Regions from separate parts of the Homo sapiens genome. Here region 2 is linked to region 1. The links are chromatin loops, found by intact Hi-C in ENCODE. Cell type or tissue: Panc1. All regions are shown on one strand.

Evidence for each region. A loop is a pair of places that touch in the nucleus more often than their neighbours do. Peaks named below come from ENCODE experiments on the same cell type or tissue, not always from the same donor. Only the 100,000 strongest peaks of a DNase experiment are listed, where the experiment ranks them.
Region 2: it touches region 1 in a loop (6-fold over the local background); 16 of 110 quality-filtered maps call a loop at or near these places.

The regions. Positions count from the first base shown.
Region 1 is chr1:91,526,835-91,534,834 of GRCh38, reverse strand. The region is part of intron 4 of LOC102723436 (a long non-coding RNA gene); the gene reads left to right. It also overlaps the pseudogene WDR82P2. Among named protein-coding and RNA genes, the nearest start is that of CDC7, 30 kb to the right of the region's middle. In Panc1, CTCF peaks have their summits at 4,548 and 4,751 (motif pointing left); a DNase peak (open chromatin) is centred at 4,784; H3K27ac peaks cover 829 bases.
Region 2 is chr1:91,923,267-91,931,266 of GRCh38, reverse strand. No RefSeq gene overlaps it. Among named protein-coding and RNA genes, the nearest start is that of BRDT, 22 kb to the left of the region's middle. In Panc1, CTCF peaks have their summits at 3,545 and 3,746 (motif pointing right); a DNase peak (open chromatin) is centred at 3,826.

The DNA.
Region 1 (8,000 bases):
CAGAGGATGGCAAGATCCATGTCTGGAATGAAGAGAGTGGTATAAAAGTAGCTGGGTTGGATGGTAAACACACAGGCCCAATTACCTGTTTGCAATTCAACCCCAAGTTTGTGACTTTTGCCAGCGGGTGTACCAACATGGCCTTCTGGTTGCCCACCATTGATGACTGACCCTGATGCTACTTGGCTATTTCTGTACAGTGAGGGCCGCCAGCAGGAAGAAACTCAGAGGGGACTGAGATAATAGTGGGACTGGATCATTTGACTGTGCTGGAGAACATCCTTTTACATGGCCTTCCCATGGATGTGCTGTACATCTGCTCAAAAGAATTACTTTGCTGAGCATCTTCAAAAGGACTCTTGGTGCAACAGACTCAATTGGAACTCAACTTTTCTAGCTGTCACTGCACCAAGCTCTGCTAGAGGAGTGACCAGACTCCTAATTTGGGTATAGTGGGGCTCAAGCATCTTCAATTTGAATGTACATGCTGCTGAGGAGCCGGTGAAGTCTTCAGTTCCGCACATCCCTTCTCCTACCCCCCTAAATGTATGGGAAGCCACAGTCCTGGCTTTGAAATGCTGGAGCAGCTCAGTGCCCCTTGCCCTCACCCTGCATGTCTTGTTACTGGGTCTCCCTGTGTACTTGTGGCATTATCCACAACCGTCATGTTTCTTAGGTGCCAAACATTTACAGAAATGTTTTCTTATATTTTGGGTTAGAGAAAGGGACAAATACAGAAGGACCTTGCTTGTAGGAAGCTGTGCAGTTAGTCACTGCAGTTAGTTGTGTGAGGCTAGGTGGTCAGGCAGGCCTCAGGCTGTAAATGTTGGGTGGGAAAAGGGCCTGAAAGGGAAGGAAGGGGGAGGGTAGCAGGTGAGTTCCTAGGGTGGGAAGATTTAGCAGCAGCCTGGTGCAGTGCCCTGTCATCAAGACAAACTCACGGTCCTCCTAGATGCCTACCAAGCTTGGTTTGTACAAAAGCAAGGTGGGAGTCTATTTTTGTATATGAGATACATCACACTTTGCTGTGGGCTAGTGTTGTGAAGTGAGTCTGAGTTGTTTACACTGATGCCTTCCCTGCCCACCACAAATTGTATACATAGTCTTTAGATGATAGCACCCCTTTCCCCAGCTCCCGACCAAGAGCTGGTTCTAGGCCTGTGTTATGTTATATTTAGCCTTTTTGCATATGATCTTTGATTTCTGTTGTTTGTATTTTAGCACAGTGTATGCACCTTCATTTAAATACATCTGTGTGCATACAGATATGCATACATGTGTGTGCATATGCATGTATTGCTCTCATCTGTAGTTTCTGAGAGTTCAGCTGAAGCAGATGGAGTCCCACAGCCCAGGAGACAGACTGCATCCTTGCTAATAGTGTTTGCCACAAGTGTTAGTGAGTCTTCCCTATTAATGTTTTCATTTCGGAAGACCGAATGAAGCAAAGCTTATAGTGCTTGCTGTTTCCATGGCAGCTAAGTGAGGGTCTTGGATGACTCCCTGTGTTCCTCAAGCCGCACTTTGGGGTCCTCTCTGCAGTATTATCCCCCTTTTTGCTTGGTGGTACTCTGTGCCTGTGTGTGTGTGTGTGTGTGATAGTCACTCTTGCATGGCTTTTGTGTCTGGCTTGTGGCATTTGGGGATAGGGTGCTGGAGCCAGAGCATTTTCAGTTTGTTTGAGGCCTCGTTGCCAACGATAGATCACTCCCATTTACCTGGTATGTCTGCTTGCTTGCTGCTTTTCCTCGCTTTCTCTTGGAAGAGGAAGGGACTCTGGTCAGGCCCAGGCTGAGTGAGATGAGCTGTAGCTGGCTGATGTCCCTCTTAGAGCAGAGAGAGTGGTATGTCATTTTACTAAGTTCCTAAACAAATATTTATGCAGGCAACACTCCTTGCAGATCCAGAAACTGAGGCACAGCAAGGTTATGACTTGCTAGCACTTGTTTTTTTTAAAGCAATTACTTTTTGACTTGTTCCTTAAACTGAAAGTGCAAGAGGTGTACACCTTTCCCAAATGTAGACTAGAATCTGCAGGATGCCACCCACTGTATAGCTCTGCTTTCCCAGAGAGGATGGACTTTTAGAAACCAAATGATCTTAATTGTTAGTACCCACCCTTGGCTTTTCAGGGTAGAAAGTTCATGATAGAAATAATTGTTAAGAGAGAGTGCTTGGAACCGTGGGTTAACAGGAAAGGCTATATAACTTCACGTATCTGCAACCAGAGCAGCCACCAAGCATGACTTACCCAGCAGCAGGAAAATGATTTGTATTTGAGTTCCTGTGTGTCCCAAACTGAGGCACCATGTTCTTTGAAAACATGCCACCTCATGGCCTCTATTTTTGGGTCCTGCAGTTGCAAACCTGCCTCCTGAGTTAAGAAGGAAAGGGAAAAGATATAGCTGGCAGTGAGTGGAGATGATGTGGTAGGGGGATAAGGCAGAATAAGAAAAGAGATTCTGAGGGCTGGGGCTGCAAAGATTCTCTCAGCAGAGCCAGAGGTGCTCATGCTCTCTTGGGGGTGGTTGGGGAGTGGGGCAGCGGCATTTGCCATCCTCTTAGGAGTCACGGCCAAAACCACTGATGTGTATTTGATAGTGACACTGCACTCCTCAGCCAGAGGGGTACTTAAAAAATTATTTCCAGTTGCAATTATACTTACTGCTTATTAAGGAAAATTTGGAAATTTTAGAAATAATCAGTTTGCCACCCAAATGCTACCACTGTTAATCTTTTGGTGTTAAATGTTCCCCTACACATTTCTGTGCATAGATTTTTGGTGTGTTTACATAGTCGTTATTCTACTGTCTATACAATTTTATGTCCCTTTTGTGCTTAACATACAAACATTTTTTCCATGTTACAGTCTTAAACAGAAAAAAAATTTTGGGATCCAAAAAATGGAAGTGACCCTAGGCCCTTCTTGACTCTGAGAGACTCTGGCTGGAGCCATGTTCTACTTTTTTCCTGGGCCCTTCACAGAGGAGGCCTCATATATGAACATCATTTGCTACCTAAGACCCAGAGCAAAAATTAGCCGGGTGTGGTGGTGCATGCCGTAATCTCAGCCACTTGGGAGGCTGAGGCAGGAGAATCGCTTGAACCTGGGAGGCGGAGGTTGCAGTGAGCCAAGATTGTGCCATCGCACTCCAGCCTGGGTGATAAGAGTGAAACTCTGTCTCAAACAAACAAACAAACAAACAAGCAAGCAAACAAGAAGACCCAGAGCATATCTTGTGAAGTATTCTTGTGTTTAAATCTGAGTATTTTTCTAACTGTTATATTTCAGCCCATTTCTTACAGCTGACTATCTAAATTCATATAGGTTATTCTGTTGCATATTTTTATATCACTATATCTGGTCACCAGGTGGCTGCTCAAAAACATCTATTTTATCTCTTCAAACCTTCTGTGGCCTCCCAAATTCTTGCTCTGCAAGCCATGTTCAACTTCCTACAAAGTTTGACATTAATTCTAAATTCATTCATTGAAAATTCAGGTCAACATAAAACCCACTTAGTGGGCCAGATGCAGTGGCTCATGCCTGTAATCCCAGCACTTTGGAAGGCCGAGGCAGGTGGATCACCTGAGGTCAGAAGTTCGAGACCAGCCTGGCCAACATGGCGAAACCCTGTCTCTACTAAAAATACAAAAATTAGCTGGGCATGGTGTTGGGCACCTGTAATCCCAGCTACTTAGGAGGTTGAGGCAGGAAAATCGCTTGAACCTGGGAGGCAGAGGTTGCAGTGAGCAGAGATGGTGCGCCATTGCACTCCAGCCAGGGTGAAAGAGTGAGACTCGTCTCGAAACGAAAACAAAAACAAAAAGCTACTTAGTGTAACTGCTATCAAAAGCCCACCTGGTTGATTCTGAATATGGATGCTGTCATTGCAAAGGAAGCCTGCTATAGGTCACTGCTACCATTTCTCCTCTTCTGCTTCACTGGCCTCCTCAAAAAACAAACAAAAAAATTTTGCTTCACTGTAGTTATACTGTGTGCATATGTGTATACTATATGTGTGCTCATTTTTCAACAAATAATGATTGAGGCCTGATTCTGTGCCAGGCACTGGAGATGCAATGGTGCATGAAATAGACCTGATTGTTGTTGTCCTGGCACTCACAATCTAGTGGTGTTATAGAATAGAGGACTGATAATGTAGTGCTATAAGTGCCACAATAGGAATGATTGGAAGCTACAAAGTTTGGGGGAGCAAAGGCGTTTTTTACCATAGGGTTGAATGTCTACTTGTCCCAAGCACTATTCTACATGTCAGAAAAAGAGACACTAAGTAAGAGTAAACTGGGATGCCTGTGTGAGGAGGCAACATTTGAGCAGGGTACTACTATATGATGAGCAGGGTACTATACAATGAGCAGGATGGGGTGGAGGAAGGATATGGTATCCTGAACTCAGAAGGAGAGGTAAAATAAGCCTTCCTAATGGCAGTGATGCTGAACTGAGACCTGAAGGATGAAGAGGAGTTAGCTAGGTGAAGGAAGCTGGGGTTTGGTGGAGAAGTGCTCCAGGCAGAGGAAACAGGAAATGCAAAAGCCCAGAAGAGAAGGAATAGAAAATACAAGAAATTCGTGACTAGAAAAGATGAGGGGGGTAATAGGTTATTACTAGTTCTCCCTTTGTCTGGTAAAATTGTTTTACTTATATAAGAGCCAGTTTATTTTGTATACCTTGTTTTCTCTTTTAGTAGCCTTACTGATACACAAGTCCAAACGTGTTTGGGCAGCTTCCTCACCGAACATGGCCAAAGGAACTCCTGCCATCTAATGGACAGAGAGATCATAATTTGCAGAAAATTAGCATTACTACAATGTTAGGCTCACAGTATGTCAAATAACAGCAATTTTCCACTCAATGGTTTAAAAGCCCTTATGTACTAAAACAGGTTAAGGAAGAAATATGTAAGAATATTCTCAGACAATGCTCCCCTGTATGGGGAGATGAAAGGAAACCAGGGAAAGAAAGGAAGGAGGGAAGGTTAACAATTAGGTACTTGTGTCAGCATTGTACTTAGTGAGCATACTCTCATTCCTCCAATCAAGGAGGTAGGCAACATAAACCCCATTTCCAGATGAGGAAACTGCAACTCACAATACAGGGAAAAGCTGGCTTTGGCTGTCTCCTTTATGTTATGCTGCCTCCCATCAGGATTTATTTCTAAATCAACAAATGGTAAGGAGGCATTAAAATGTTGCCCAGTTGTGACATCCATACATTTACATTTAAGACCTCAATGAAAGTGCTTAAGATCCCATTTTGTTCTCAAAAGACATTGGGAAGAATCTCTATTTCACTAAATAATATACAAATCAGCTGGTGCCCAAAGCAGAGAGCCTCCGGTACCACATATATTAGAATGGACATATTTTGAAAGCTAAAAAACTGGAATGCCTTTCTAACAATTTCGTACTACTTCTAGTTGAGAGAGACATTCTTAAAAATGCAATTTGGATGCAGAAACATTGGCATTCTCAGAACACCGAGTTTTTGGAATTGAAGCTGTCTCAGAAAAATCCAGATGAATAGGGTTCCACATGTATGAAGATGAATCACATTAGCAAAGCATAATCAAATGTGTATATTATGCTTTCCCATAGTATTTTATACATACAAGACCTTAAAACATTGATTTTTTAAATTGTTATGGTGCCTGGTACACAGTAGGAGCTAAAAACATGACTATAATAGAGAATTGTAAAATTTTTGCTTACCTACCTCTTATACAAGGTTGTAAAAAGTTGTTAGAGATTAAATGTCCACCAGCTGTTCTGTCTTCACTGAGGTCAAAGCGATGGGAATGGAGCACCAGCAACTTGGAGTGGAGAGAAATTAGAACCAAGATGGATGGGATGGGGGTTGCGGGGCTGAGAAGCCTTAGGACAGATGACCAAGGGAAAAACAGTATAATCCTTTAGATGTTTTAAGAAGACAGGAGCTGTCCTTAGAATGGGATTATCCTGGTGGAGCTTGGAAAACCCCATGGTGTCAGATTCCTGGTCAACTCCCAAGTTTTGACTGAGGACCCGAGTTTCTAAATGCAGCAATGGAAAATGTGGGGGGATATATAATACAGTCTCTACTTTCAAGAAGCTTATAAACTGTGTATAGGGAATCAAGGACATGATCATTTGGACTGATCAATGAAGGCTTTGTAGAGGGAAGTGGGATATACAGATTAGAGGGAAAGGCATTCCAGGTAATGGCAACTACAAAATCCAAAGGCCCCTTTGGGGCCACTCTGAATCTAAAGCATGGCATTAGAATCTTGGCTTCATTTAAATTACATTTTATGGGGAAGTTGGGTGGTCTACTGTTAAGAGATTATGTAAGAGGAATGAGGCATTTCATTTTTCTTACCATTTGGTGTCACTCTCAATCAAATAAATTGTACTAAACTTAGGAAAATAAGCACCCTTGTTAAAAGAGGTTTTGGCTTTTGTCAAGAAAGCAAATTAATTTTTTTAAAGATAAAAGTGATAGTGAGATTCCTTTTTATGAGGAGTACACATGTGGTATGACCATTTACCTATGGAGTTTCAAAATAAAAAATTAAAATGACAGAAAGGACACTCACAGAACACCAGGCATTCATTTCACAAACTGCGGGGAAAAGTGTATTTTAAAGATACATTGCTAATACTTGCCTAAAGATTACTCTTACACATACAGAGTGTGACTGTTTTTTGATTTTGTAAATCAGAGCTTTGAGTATAGAGACAATGGCAACACGCCAGAAGAAATAAATTTCTACCGGGTAGAAAAGCATGAAGATGAGTGTCTAGAGAGATTTGGAGGTGGCTGGGTTCCCCTGGCCCTGCTCCTTTTTCTTAAGGACAGAGCTAAAATAACAATGTGAGGCTACAGATCATCTGTTTCTTATTTACTTTCTTGGTCTTGTCCTAGCTAAAGTCATTTCTAGATCATGTGCTACAGTCTTCAGAGAAGTTATGGAAGGAATTTACACAAAGGGCAAATACATAATTGAATACATGTATAAAAACACATCAATAGAATGTGGATAAAGAACATAGGCAAAAATTCTGATTAGAAGGAAATCAATGGATCTTTCATTTTCTGATTTGTACTACTCACTCCACAGCTGACAGTGTTCAGTTTCTTCAGGATGTCTGTCAGAAGCCCATTCCTTGATCCATCTTCTTGGTTGCCTGCTGGAGTAACACTGGCATTCTCTAAATCTAGAACTAGAGAGATGTATCTATAAAGTATTTATTCCCTATTTTCCTTCATATGTTGTTTTCTAGTGCTAAGCCTGTTATTTTCCTTAAAGAATTGCTTCAGTAGGGTCCAAGATGGAATCAGCTAATGGCTAACACATGATGTGTTAAATTCGGAAGAGTAATTTTGCACATGGTTTATGCTTAAATAGAAATTCTAAACCATTTACATCTGTTTTCTGGTCATCGTTCTTGCTTTATAAAAAAACTATGCGTATGCTCTCCAAATAAGTTTTTATTTTGCCCATTTTGAACTCTTCCATATATTAATTTTTTAAAGCACTCAAAACAGAGATCGAGAACAATTGTGTCCTTTTAGTTCATTGTCTTCTACAGAAGAAAAAATCAGGTCAGATTAAACTCTTGAAACTGTTGCAATTACTTGTTTTCCAAACTTCAGTTTTTTAATTTTCTCTCTTTTAATTTGCAATCACTTTCCTAAGATCATGCCTTTTTACTTTAGATAGCTAAAACATCGTTTACTAAATATTTGCCTTAGCACTGACCTTTGTGGTTACTTTGTTGAAAACTGTGCTGTAACTTGACACAATATTAACTACTTCTGATTACTTATCTGGTATACGTTTGGTAATATCTACCTTTCAAGAAAGGAAGACAGTTCAGACACATAATTTGACAAAATTAGGAATCAGCAACATCAGTTCTTCGAACATAGGAAAAAATCTGAACAGAGTTGACATTTCTATCTGGTGTTAGTGTTCTTTAAAGACCACAGACAACAT
Region 2 (8,000 bases), 400 kb before region 1:
TGAGAATCTGTTTCAAAAAACAAAACAAGGCCTGGCACCGTGGCTCACACCTATAGGCTGAGGCAGGTGGATCACCTGAGGTCAGGAGTTCGAGACTGGCCTGGCCAACATGGTGAAACCCCTGTCTCTACTAATAATACAAAAAAATTAGCTGGGCGTGGTGGCGCATGCCTGTAATCTCAGCTACTTGGGAGGCTGAGGCAGGAGAATCGCTTGAACCTGGGAGGCGGAGGTTGCAGTGAGCTAAGATTGTGCCACTGCACTCCAGCCTGGGCAACAAGAGTGAAACTCCGTCTCAAAAAACAAACAAACAAATAAAACAAAACAAAATAACAAAACAAAATTAAGAATTTCTGTTTGTCAATAGACATCTTTCTAAATGCAATGTATTATCATCCTGTGTTGGATCCTGGAACAGAAAAAAGACCATGTTTTCCCCCTGCCTCAGTGATAATAACAGGGTAGGCCAACTTCTCTCTTGGTCCATAGGAAAAGGGGGTATTCCTTTCTCTGTCTGTTCTCTGTAGTAATCTTTTTTTTTCCATAAAATCTTTCAGAAAAGATCTAGTAATTTTAGTAATACTTGAAGATTGACGGGAAACATACATTAACAATTTCTTTGTAGAACAAAAGTGATAGAAAACCTCAATTATCTGACATAAAAAAGGTGACACATCTTCATATCCCCAAATAGTTGCATCTTTTATTAGCCAGTACTATCCATGTAGGAGTCATATCTGACAAAAAAGTATAACTTTTAAAGACTAAAAACCAAGTCCAAAGCATATCAGTTTACACGCTCCTCCCCCACCACCACCAAATAAAAGACAAATGATTGTACCATCATTATTAGGAAAGATGGAATGATACCTTTCCATCACCCCACTCCCCTGTGCATGATTTCTCACTGGATGACTCTTCCTGTGCCCCTCCCCATCTCAGAATAGTCTGAATTCTGTCTGCTCTCTACGTGCCTCTTGCTCAGGTTTACAGGGTCAGGATTTCTTACCCTTGCCAAGCATTGGGCCCACTTAATTTGTCCTCAAGATACTGGTCAGTTACTCTCCTGTGGCCTAGCTACTTCTTTCCATCTTGCTGACCACCTAATTCCTAGATCTGCATCCTGCTTCTAGCCCATCATGATGATCTGTGTTCTCTTCATGGTCCCATGAGGCTCACTTCCAACCCTGCTTTGCAATTTTGAGAATTCCATAGGTCCACTGTCATTTTCCTGGTGGTGATGTGCAAAAGCAATGGACTAAAAACCCAAGGATCAGCCAGGTGCAGTGGCTCACGCCTGCAATCCCAACACTTTGGGAGGCTGAGGTGGGTGGATCACCTGAGGTCAGGAGTTGGAGACCAGCCTGGCCAACATGGTGAAACCCAGTCTCTACTAAAAATACAAAAAAGTATCTGGGCGTGGTGGCAGGCACCTGTAATTCCAGCTACTCGGGAGGCTGAGACCAGAGAATTGCTTGAACTGGGAGACAGAGGTTGCAGTGAGCCGAGACCACGCCGTTGCACTCCAGCCTGGGAAACAAGAGGGAAACTCCATCTCAGAAAACACAAAACAAAACAAAACAAAACAAAAACTCAGCGGTCTTTGTTCTAGGACCAGCTCTGTCACTAACCAGTGAAATCTTGATTGATCTGATTTTCCTCTTTTGTGAAACAGGAAACCTGGATTCAATCATCTCCAATTTTTCTTCCCCTTTAAAATTCTCTGAGTCTCTAATCCCAAGTATGGCCTCTTGACTCCTGGTCTTTCTTGGCTTTTGGCCCAGACCAAGATCACTGTTCCTGGACCCCAGCCCTGCCCTGTTTTCCCTGCCTCCATTCCTGCCTGACCCTGCATTCTTCTGCAGCCCGGCATTAGCATAGCTCCTCCTGCCAAATGCCACTGCCTTGTCTCCAGCTCTCCTTCAGAATTTGTACGTTTCCTTATGATATTATTTTATATGCATATGTTTTATCTCCTCAGTTGAATTATAGGTGACTTTAAAGCAGGAGCCCTGTCTTGTAACCTGCCTTTTCAGGTTACCTGCATATAGTGGACATTCAGGAAGTATTTATTTCTTCATTGAAGAGTGTCTTGAGAATTTATGTACTATTGTGAAAGCTTTCTTTTTTTCAGAGACAATCCTAAGTAAAAATAGCTTTGGTTTGCCTGATATAACTTGTTTCTCTCTCTCTCTCTCTCTCTTTTTTTTTTCATTTCTTTTCTTGGTTGTTTGTTTTGTTTTTGAGACAGTGTTGCCCAAGCTGGAGTGCAGTGGCGTGATCACAGCTCACTGCTGCCTCCATCTCCTGGGCTCAAGCGATCCTTCTGCCTCAGCCTCTCGAGTAGCTGGGACTACAGGTGTGTACCACCACACTCGGCTAATTTTTTTTATTTTTAATAGAGATGAGTCCTTACTATGTTGCACAGGCTGGTCTCATACTCCTGGGCTTAAGCAAACCTCCCGCCGTGGCCTCCCAAAGTGTTGGGATTATAGGCGTGAGCCACCATGTCCAGCCTGATGTAACTTGTTTCAGTGTAAAGATGCCATGCATTCTTTCTCTATAACCCTGAGTTCTCTTAAAAGAGCTGTTTTTATAAATATTTTGAACAATTTTATATTCTTATGGTAACCATTTCTCACCAGGCATTCTATTAAACTTGTCTCTCAGGTTATTTGGTATTATCTTTTGTTTGTGAGAGAGTTACCCAGGATTATAGGTCACTCCACTACTTAAAATCACACTGTGACTCCCATCTCACCTAGAAATCCCAATGCCAAGTCTGAAGTCCTAACCATGGCTACACCAAGCTGGCATCCCCACCACCTCTCTGACCTCGTCCCCTAAAACCCGCCTACTCACTCTGCTCCACTGGCTTCCTTGCTGCTTCCTTGCTGTTTTTCAATCACATCAAATATTTCCCAGCATCAGGAATTTGCCCCTTCTGTTTCCCCAGCCTGAAATACTCTCCCTGCACCCAGGCCTTCCCTGACAGCCCTGTCTGAAGTGGAGCACACATGGCCTTGCCAGTCACACTCGATTCCCCCTGCTCAACTCCATTTCTCTTCATTAAATTCATCATCAACTAACATATTTTGTATTTATCTGTTTATTGTTTATCTTCCCCACTATAATGTAAGCTCCATTGAAAGCAGGAACTTGTGCTGGCTTCTCTGCTGTATCCCCAGCAGAGTAGCTCCCAATAACTACTCTCATGTGCAATGAATATATGCTTGAAAAAAACCAGACCTGACTTGAAAAAATGTGGTGTTAGGCAGGTCATAAATTTTAGTTCAAGTAAATTTAAATTATCTAATTATGTTTCCGGTGCTGTGTTTTCCTACTGCATTAAAGATATAAAGTTAATAGATTCAGTAAATATTGAAATTAATTGGATAAATTGGGTGCCAGATGTGGTGGCTCATGCCTGTAATCTCAGCATTTTGAGAGGCCGTGGCGGGAGGATTGCTTGAGGCCAGGAACTTGAGACCAGCCTGACTAACATAGCAAGACCCTGTCTCTACAAAAAAAATTTTTTAATTAGCCAAGCGTGGTGGCATGGCACCTGTGGTCCCAGTTACCTGGGAGGCTGAGGTGGGAGGACCGCTTGAGCCCAGGAGATTGAGGCTTCAATAAGCTATGATCATACCACTGCACTCCAACCTGGGCAACAGAATGAGATTCTGCCTTGGTTCGACGTTTCCAAAAATATGAACAAGGTTCCTTTCACTTATTTTACCTTAATACCAGAAGCATAAATATTAAAAATGATTTCTTCTTTTAGCCACGAGGTGGCAGAATATGCACACATACTTTGTCAATGGCAGCGTTATTCTGTATCACCTTTTGGAAGCAGTAATACTACTGCTTTATATTTGAAGAGTACATTATAGCAGACAAAATACTTTCACAAACTGTGTATATATACACACATACGTATGTGTGTATACACACACACACATATGTGTGTGTGTGTGTGTGTGTGTGTGTGTGTGTGTGTGACGGAGTCTCGCTCTGTCGCCCAGGCTGGAGTGCAGTGGTGCAATCTTGGCTCACTGCAAGCTCTGCCTCCCGGGTTCATGCCGTTCTCCTGCCTCAGCCTCCCGAGTAGCTGGGACTATAGGCGCCCGCCACCACACCCGGCTAATTTTTTGTGTTTTTAGTAGAGACGGGGTTTCACCATGTTAGCCAAGATGGTCTCGATCTCCTGACCTCGTGATCCACCTGCCTCGGCCTCCCAAAGTGCTGGGGTTACAGGCGTGAGCCACCGTGCCTGGCCCACAAACAATATTTTATGATGCCCCTGTGAAGTAGGGAAGACAGTCAGGGCTCCTGATCATGTGACAGCATGTACCTGGAAGTTTCTGCCTCTTAAATGATGAGTGCTTTTGAGTGTATTTTCTGTGGAGAGCTGGTGTATGCAATTCACATGAGCATTAATGAGAATTGTGCGTGCACTGAGCCCTGGATGGATCTGGAATACTGAAGTGAAATAGCAGAAAAATTACCTACATGTAAAAACTAGCACTTAAATTCATTAAATATTGCTGTTAAGTTTTCTTTTTCTTTCTTTTGTTGAGACAGGGTCTGGCTCTGTCGCCCAGGCTGGAGTGCTGTGGTGCAATCACACTCACTGTAGCCTTGACCTCCTGGGCTCCAGCAATCCTCCTATCTTAGCCTCCCCAGTAGCTGGGGTCACAGGTGTGCGCCACCACACCCGGCTAATTTTTATAATTTTTGTAGAGGTAGTGTTTTGCCATGTTGCCTAGGCTGGTCTTGAACTCCTGATCTCAAGCAATCTACCCTCCTCAGCCTCCAAAAGTGCTAGGATTACAGGCATAAGCCACCATGCCCAACCGCTGGTTAGGTTTTCCAAGTTTACCGTAAGCAACTGATTGGTGTCCTTTTAGCACAGACTTCTATTGGCAGAAAAATGATTTAACAAAGTTCACTTGATTCATTGTACTTTGCTATAGTGCCATGTGGCATATAAGAAAGAATTTAGGCTTCAGAAGCTGGATTCTTGGGTGTGGTCCTAGTTTAGCTGCTTACGGGTTATGTGACCTTCAGCAAGTGATGCTGAATTTTTGTATTTTTAGTAGAGACGGTGTTTCACCATGTTGGCCAGGCTGGCCTCAAATTCCTGGCCTCTGAGCCTCACTTTCCTCCTGTGTAAATGAGTATAACACCTGCTTCATGGAGTTGGTATGAAGATGAAATGAGATAATGATTATGATAGTGGTTTAGAAAGTAAAATCCATACATGCAGGGTGATTGTTATGATCACTAAAGGCAGGGGAAAGGCATGAGTTTTTTTTAAGATGGAGGGCCTGGGCTTTGTCATTGCTAGCTGTTGACCTTGGGTTACTTTATTCATATTGTTGGACCTCAGTTTTCTTACTGGAAAAAAAAATTGAAGGAATCAGCAAATTTTTATTATTCTCCTTCCTTCCTTTTTTCTATTTCTCTCTTTCTCTTTTTCTCTCTCTTCCTCCCCCTCCCTCTCCTTCTCCCCTCCCTCTCCTTCTCCCCTCCCTCTCCTTCTCCCCTCCCTCTCCTTCTCCCCTCCCCTCCCCTCCCCTCCAAGGTCTTACCCTATCACCAGGCTATAGTGCATAGCTGCATATATATAGCTGCATATATATAGTGCATAGCTGCACATTCTATAGTGCATAGGATCAGCTCCTGGGCTCAGGTGATCTTCCTGCCTCAGCTTCCTGAGTAGCTAGGACTATAGGTATGCACCACCACACCTGGCCTAATTTTTAAAATTTTTTTGTTTTTGGTAGAGATGGAGCCTCTCTATGTTGCCCAGGCTGGTCTCAAACTCCTGGGCTCAAGTGATCCTCCTACCTTGGCCTCCCAAAGTGTTGGGATTACAGGCATGAACCACCTCACCCAGCCTAAGTGGTGGCTCATGCCTGTAATCCCAGCACTTTGGGAGGCTGAGGCAGGTGGATCATGAGGTCAGGAGTTCGAGACATGCCTGGGCAATATAGTGAAACCCTAGTTTCTACAAAAAATACAAGAATTAGCTGGGCATGGTGGTGTGTGCTTGTAGTCTTGGCCACTCAGGAGCCTGAGGTAGGAGGATGGCTTAAGCCCAGGAGGCAGAGGTTGCAGTGTGCCAAGGTCACGCCACTGCACTCTAGTCTGGGTAATAGAGGGAGGCTCTGTCTCAATGATAATAATAAATTTAAAAAAAATCTTCAAATTAGCTCATTCTGGGTTATCCAAGTGGGTCCTAAATCCAATGACAAGTGTCCTTATAAGAGACACTCAGAGGACAAACACAGACAAAAGTGGAGAAGACCATGTGAAAATGGAGGCAGAAATTGATGATACAGAGATTCCAGACAGCTGAACACACAGAGGTTCCTGGAGGGTGGCGCACCCAGGGAGGGCATGGAAACTCCACACCCTTCACCCATACTTTGCCCTACGTGTTTCTTCATCTGTATCCTTTGCAATATGCTTTATAATAAACCGGTAAACACAAGTAAGTGTTTCCCTGAGTTCTGTGAGCCACTCCAGCGAATTAATCAAACTCAAAGAGGGGGACATAGGAACCCCAACTTGAAGCCAGTTGGTTAGAAGTTCTGGAGGCCTGGACGTGAGACTGGTGTGTGTGGGTGGGTGGGGGGCCAGTCTTGGTCTCAACCTGTGGGATCTGACACTATTCCGGTAGACAGTGTTGGAACTGAATTAGAAGACACCCAGATGGTGTCCACTGCTTGGTGTCCAGGGGAAAATAAACCCATACATATGGTCACAGAAGTCTCCTTTTGTGTTGATGATTGTTGTGGTGTGAGAGTAGAGGAAAAACACAGTTAGAGTTTTCCCTACACAACTGATGTCAGTGAAGCAGGATTTGCTGGAATGGCTCTGACTCATGGAAACATGTGGTTTGGGAAGAGAAACAATAAAAGGGTGGGGATGAGAAATCTTTGATTTCTGGGTGGCCACGTGGTCACCCACGGTATGAAGCCACAGCTGTGTTGAGATCAGTTACTAAAGGTAAAAGTTACAAGTGGAGTTAAGATATTTAATTCATTGGTTATTGTTATCTGCAATGGCTAAAATGAAAGTAAAAGATGGTGCTGGGTCAGGACTTGAGGCTGACCAACCTCAGATGTGGGTCTGTCTGAGCTCAGGCCACTAGCCTCAAAGTCACCCACAAAGGAGAAAATTATACAGGGACAACAGAATGTGCCTCTGAGATCTGTGGTTACCAAGAAGGTAGTCAATGTGAAGGAAGGGCAAAACCAAGTAACTATTGAAACCAGAAGGAGAGTGTGAAGGAATCGTTCCATTTTGTAGACTGGTGTCATTGGCTTCCTGAGGATGCTTTACTAAAATGGATTATGAGAGTGACTAATTCAGGGGAAGAATGCAGAGTGGAAGGACATGTTTGGGGTGATGCAGGACCCACAGACACATAGGAAGTTATTCCTGGCCGGGCGCGGTGGCTCACGCCTGTAATCCCAGCACTTTGGGAGGCCGAGACGGGCGGATCACGAGGTCAGGAGATCGAGACCATCCTGGCTAACACGGTGAAACCCCGTCTCTACTAAAAATACAAAAATTAGCCGGGCATGGTGGCGCGCGCCTGTAGTCCCAGCTACACGGGAGGCTGAGGCAGGAGAATGGCGTGAACCCGGGAGGCGGAGCTTGCAGTGAGTCGAGATCGCGCCACTGCACTCCAGCCTGGGCGACAGAGCGAAACTCCGTCTCAAAAAAAAAAAAAAAAAAAAAAAAAAAAAGGAAGTTATTCCTGAGGCAACAGCCAGCCTGGTGGAGTGGATATAAGCCTCTGTAAGGTCTGTTTATCCTGAGAAGAAGGTCTGCCCGAATTCACCTATAAATGTCAAGTGGAACACCCCTGATGAGGCAGCTGATGTGCTTTGTATTCAAGCCATGTGGTACTAGCTTTGGGATGACCAGGATATTCACCTGATGAATGTGCCTGTTAACCAGGTCAGGGTAAATGCCGTGATTAA